Linked DNA regions of Homo sapiens: region 2 is linked to region 1. Evidence: read pairs that join two places in POLR2A ChIA-PET (ENCODE). Cell type or tissue: PC-9. All regions are shown on one strand. Each heading gives the region's core, and the rest is flanking DNA. Links, peaks and the distances in the headings are about the cores only.

Evidence for each region. Peaks named below come from ENCODE experiments on the same cell type or tissue, not always from the same donor. Only the 100,000 strongest peaks of a DNase experiment are listed, where the experiment ranks them.
Region 2: POLR2A ChIA-PET joins it to region 1 with 11 read pairs; 2 of 35 experiments call an interaction of 5 or more read pairs at or near these places.

What each region holds. Positions count from the first base shown.
Region 1 is chr1:150,595,508-150,598,408 of GRCh38, forward strand. The region is part of intron 2 of LOC107985203 (a long non-coding RNA gene); the gene reads left to right. Among named protein-coding and RNA genes, the nearest start is that of MCL1, 17 kb to the left of the region's middle. RefSeq lists enhancers at 1,978-2,479, 2,480-2,901. In PC-9, for the core only: no CTCF peak of the experiment used is centred there; no DNase peak of the experiment used is centred there; H3K27ac peaks cover 383 bases.
Region 2 is chr1:150,973,385-150,976,285 of GRCh38, forward strand. It overlaps CERS2 (ceramide synthase 2), which reads right to left and starts at 1,451. Exons shown (of 11, transcript NM_022075.5): 1 at 1,235-1,451. RefSeq lists enhancers at 1-600, 558-702, a cis regulatory region at 630 and silencers at 806-1,295, 1,316-1,755. In PC-9, for the core only: no CTCF peak of the experiment used is centred there; no DNase peak of the experiment used is centred there; H3K4me3 peaks cover 1,697 bases.

The sequences.
Region 1 (2,901 bases), core at 137-2,636:
GGATCACCTGAGGTCAGGAGTTGGAGAACAGCCTGGCCAACATGGCAAAACCCTTTCTCTACTAAAAACACAAAAACTAGCCGGGCATGGTGGCAGGTGCCTGTAATCACAGCTACTCGGGAGGCTGAGGCAGGAGAATCGCTTGAACCTGGGAGGTGGAGGTTGCAGTGAGCTGAGATCATGCCACTGCACTCCAGCCTGGGTGACGGAGCGAGGAAAAAAAGGAAGAGAAGAGAAGGGAGGGGAGGGGGAGGGGGAGGGGGAGGGGAGGGGGAGGGGGAGGGGAGGGAGGGGGAGGGGAGAGGGGGAAGAGGCCAGGTGTGCTGGCTCATGCCTGTAATCCCAGTGCTTTGGGAGGCCAAGGCAGGTGGATCATTTGAAACCCTGTCTCTACTAAAATACAAAAATAATTAGCCAGTTGTGGTGGCGGGTGCCTGTAATCTCAGCTACCAGGGAGGCTGAGGCAGGTTAATTGCTTGAACCTCGGAGGCAGAGGTTGCAGGAAGCTGAGATCCTGCCGCTCTACTACTCCAGCCTGGGGGAGGGGAGGCGAGGGGGAAAAGGAAAAGGAAAGGGAAGAACGCTGGAGAATGTGGCACTGGTTTATTATCCTTTTGAGGCCGACTGTAAGGTGGTCTACAAAAGGCAAAGGCTGGGACTAGAAAGAGGTGCTTAAGGAGAGCAGCTGTGAGAAATTGACAAGGCATTTGGCTCCCCATGAGGACTGCCAAGTTAAGGCTGGAAACCACATACTGGTACCAGTTCCGACTCATGATTAACTAATGCTCTCCTATAAAACAGATGCCAACACTCAGAAGGAGAGAAAACACATCTGTGTCCTCAATACCTAGAACAACTGTTGGCATATCAACAGGCCCTCAATAAATATTTCTTGAATGAGCAAATAAACATAAAGTTTACATTGATCTAGAACTGGGGAGGGGTGAGGTGGTTGGGACCAAAGAACAAAAGACAAAGGTAACTGAGGGTGTGGTAAAAGTGTCTTGAGATCATTGTCCATGAAGTCCAAGGTGGATAAGGAAAGAAGTGAAGCCAGAAAGGATATGGTAGATTGGAACTGTAGTTGACCCAAACTAGGTGATACAAAATTGAAGAATGAATGACAATTTATAGGTGTTTAGAAAATTTGTGGGTTCTGAAATGAAAGAAGCAGATCTTTAGAGGAAATGACCCAGTGACCCAGATGACTTAAGCCTAAGAAATGGGTAGAAAACTTGTTTACTATTAAATTTAAATTTTTCTCCTTTTGGGCTGGGCGCGGTGGCTCACACCTGCAATCCCAGCCCTTTGGGAGGCCGAGATGGGCGGATCACCTGAGGTCGGGAGTTCAAGACCAGCCTGACCAACATGGAGAAACCCCATCTCTACTAAAAATACAAAATTAGCTGGGCGTGGTGGTGCATGCCTGTAATCTCAGCTACTAGGGAGGCTGAGTCAGGGGAATTGCTTGAACCTGGGAGGCAGAGGTTGTGGTGAGCCGGGATTGTACCATTGCACTCCAGCCTGGGCAACAAGAGCAAAACGCTGTTTCAAAGAAAAAAAATTTTTTTTCTCCTTTTGGCTTGAGACACAGAACTCACACCTCTCTTCTGTGAAGTCTACAATGGGGCCTGTAGCTGCACATTCCAGTTGAACTAGGCTCCCAGTTGCTATTGGCTGAGCAGACAATGCAAACAATACTCAGAATCCTATTAACTAACAATGGATTAACACCAAATTAGAAGTGTCTAGTGCATACTGTTCTGAGTGCTGTCCTATTCAATGTTTGTACAAATGGTTTAGTTAAGAACGTTGATGACAGATTATCACATTTGTAGACATCAATAATCTAGTAGAGATAATATGCTGGATAGCAGAATCAGAATATAAAGAGATCTTGGCAGGCAGGACCAAATCTAACGAGGTGGGGTTTTTTTTGTTTTGTTTTGTTTTTTCATTTTTTAGAGACAGGGTCTCTATATGCTGGAGCACAGCTGCTATTCACAGGTGCATTCATAGCACACTACAGCCTTAAAACTCCTGGCCTCAGATGATCCTCTAACGTTAGCCTCTGAAGTAGCTGGGACTATAGGCATACCCCACTGCACCTAGCTAAGATGCAGTTTAAATGGGTCAAATGCAAAGTTCAGTGCAAAGGTTAAAAAAAATAAAGTGGCCGGGCACAGTGGCTCACGCCTGTAATCCCAGCACTTTGGGAGGCTGAGGCGGGTGGATCGCCTGAGGTCGGGAGTTCGAGACCAGCCTGATCAACATGGAGAAACCCTGTCTCTACTGAAAATACAAAATTAGCTGGGCGTGGTGGTGCATGCCTGTAATCCCAGCTACTCGGGAGGCTGAGGCAGGAGAATTGCTTGAACCTGGGAGGCAGAGGTTGCAGTGAGCCAAGATCGCGCCATTGCACTCCAGTCTGGGCAACAAGAGCGAAACTCTGTCTCAATAACTAAATAAATAAATAAATAAAAATAAAGTGTCAGGGCATGGTGGCTTACACCTATTATCCCAGCACTTTGGGACGCTGAGACAGGAGAATCAATTGCGTTCAGGATTTTTTTTTTTTTTTTTTTCTGAGATGGAGTCAGTTCCTGTCGCCCAAGCTGGAGAGCAGTGATGCGATCTCGGCTCACTGCAACCTCCACCTCCTGGGGTCAAGCGATTCACCTGAGGCCAGGATCTTGAGATGCTGTGTGCCTGTAGTCCTAGCTACTTGAGAGAAACTAAGATGGGAGGATCTTTTGAGCCTAGGAGTTCAAGGCTACAGTGAGCTATGATCTCACCCATGTATACCAGCCTGTGTGACAGAGCAAGATCCTGTCTCTAAAAAATAACTTAGGAGAGACAACAAAAATATGGGCAAAATAAGGAGTTAAAATGGAGGACAAT
Region 2 (2,901 bases), core at 86-2,585, 380 kb after region 1:
CGGTGTTGAAGGACACAGTGAGGGATCAGCCAGCCTATGGCCAGTGACAGGGGTAAAAGGAGGCCCTTCCTCCCAGGGGAAAATCTGGCCAGAGGCCCCAGTGAGGGAAGTGGGGGACCAGGGGAGAAAAGGATCCCTCTCTGGAACAGACTGTGCAGATCACGGTATGGTCAGCGCCAGGTCCTCAGGGACAGGACTGCAGGCAAGTCCTTACCCTTAGGAGCCCCTTTACATGTGCAGCCACTCACACCCCGGTGCGGTCATCCCGACTCCGGTATGCGGCAGCAACCGCCACCCACCCCTGCCCCAGCACAGATATGGGGGTGACTGCCTGCTGGAGGCCTGCTCGGACTCACTTCTCCAGGAACAGGGGCTCACTGCATTCGCCACGATCCTCAGAACCCCCTGAACCTGGGCCTGGCAACTCAGGTGACTGAAACCAGGTTTTGATGCCAGGAGCTAGGCTTAGGGAGGGAGAGACTCCAACTGCAGGCTAAAGATGAGTGCTCTACACCTGCAGTCAACCCACTTGCCACGGGCCTCTAGTGATTAACAAGCTACGGCCCAGAAAGCCAGTTCCACCAGGAGCTCCCTTGCCAGCCATCCACACCTCATAACGGTATGCCTTAGCCCTACCGGGCCGGGGCAGGCGCTCCGGGCCGCTCCTTCCTGTTTCCCGTTAAGCACATGGAAGCTCTGACCTCGCCTGCGAGGTGGGCACGGTGGGCCGGTAGGAAGAAAACGGGGCAGGGCCCTCCCCTCTCCTCCCACCCAAGCCACAGGACGCGTCCAGGCCAGGGCAACCCCGCGGGCCGCTGCCAGGGTGGAGGCTCTCGCGCCAATGGTCACCAAGCTCCTCCACTCCCCAACAAAGGGAAGCCCACGGCTCGGCCCCGTCGCCCGCAGCCCCCGCGTCCCCACCTTCCGCCCTACCTGTTGCCCGGGAAAGCTTCTCCGGCTCAGGGCGGCGCTGCCGCGGACACCGCGGCGCCAGGCCCGCCGGCCCCGGCCGCTCCCTTGAGGCGCTGCGCCCGCCTTACCCGGCGGCCGCCGCCATGAGCGCCCGCAGCGCCCCCCGCCAGCGCCGCCTCCCTCCTCGCCCCGGCCCCGCGGCCTTCCCAGCCCGACCCCTCCGCGGCCCCGCGACAAAGCGGCACCCGGGGCTCCCAACTTTTCCGCAGCCCCTTCCCACCCCCGCGCGGGGCTCGGGCGCCGGGCGGGGGCCCCGACTCACCCGGCGGCAGCGTTGGCGGGGCCGGGGCCGCTGCTCCGTGTACTCCGTCTGCTCGGGTGGTTGCTCCGAGGCCCCGAGGCCTGGCTCCCCGCGCCTCTCCTCCCTCTTCCGCCCGCCCGCCGGCCCGCGCCCGCCCTCGCCCTCCCTCCTCCGCCAGCCGCCGGCGCCGCCGCCGCCGCCCGCCGAGCCCAGTCGAGCTGAGCCCGAGCCCAGCCGGGAAAAAAAGGCCGCGAGCAGCCCAAGGGCCGGGAGGCTGGGCGTGACGGGAGGGGAGGGCGGGGCGGGCCTCTGCGCTGCGGCTGCCCCTTCGCCCCGGCGCGGGAGGCCAGACCCCAACCCTCCGCTCCCGGCCCCACAGCCGCGTCCACGCCCGTCACCTTGCGCTAGAGAAACCGCCGACCTGGGGAGGCGGGTGCGGGCTCCTTCCGCCACTTCGGTCTCTTTTCGGGGTGGGAGGTCTCCCACTGGGACCGACACAGACGCACTGGATGCCGCGGGGTCCCGGGCTCCGAGCGGCGGTGTCCCTGTCCCCTTACTCCTACCCACCCCCACCCACCCCCAACTGCTGTGCGGCCCCCGGTCCCCGCCAGGGTGGGCACATTCCCACTTCCAGCCCCACGGGGCGCGGGCGGAGGAGGGTGCAGCCCGGGGATCCTGCCCAAGTGCCTCGCGCCGAAGCTGAAAACCTCTCCAGGGCAGACCGAAGCAGCCGACCCTCGAGACCCAGTCGGAGCCTGCGATCACTCGGGCGACCCTCGCCTACCCCGCCGTAAAAGCCGCGGCCTTTCCACCTAGGTGCTACGGGACCTACCCCCGTGGCAAGGAAGAGCAAACCCGAACTTGCGCACACCCGGCGGCCCTGTCTGAAAGAGCCACCCCAACTTTTGTTTTGTAAAATGTATGAGTTTTCAAATGACACCACGTTTATCCGTATTCGATTTCGTGTTAAAAAGTGTTTTCCGGCCGGGCGCGGTGGCTCACGCCTGTAATCCCAGCACTTTGGGAGGCCGAGGCGGGCAGATCACCTGAGGTCAGGCGTTCGAGACCACCCTGGCCAACATGGTTAAACCCTGTCTCTACTAAAAATACAAAAATTAGCCGGGCACGGTGGCTCGCGCTTGTAATCCCAGCTACTCGGGAGGCTGAGCCACGAGAATCGCTTGAACCCTGGAGGTGGAGTTTGCAGTGAGCCGAGATCTCGCCACTGCACTCCAGCCTGGGCGACAGAGTGAGACTCCGTCTCAGGAAAAAAAAAAAAAAAGTGTTCTCCCCTTGGCCTGGCGCCGTGGCTTATGCCTGTAATCTCAGCACTTTGGGTGGCCGAGGTGGGCAGATCACTTGAGGTCAGAGTTCAAGACCAGCCTGGTCAACATAGCGAGACCCCCAACTCCTTTATAAATTTAAAAAAAAAAAGTTTTCCCCTTGAGTCGTGTGGTAAAATTACTGTTTCAGAAGTAATTACTGTTGGAAGATGCAACATGGTTTTCCTAGAAAGCTGGTCTTAACTCCTAACGTGAACGAGTGGTGACTAAGATGTATTTGAGGGCTCCTATACAGGGAGAGCTGCAGCTTACTCCATGGAGAGGTACTTTTGTCAAATTTCTCACCTAGATGAAGTATTGCCTTTTTTATGCTGTTGCAATCAGAGCCTCTGACAGTAGCTTGTT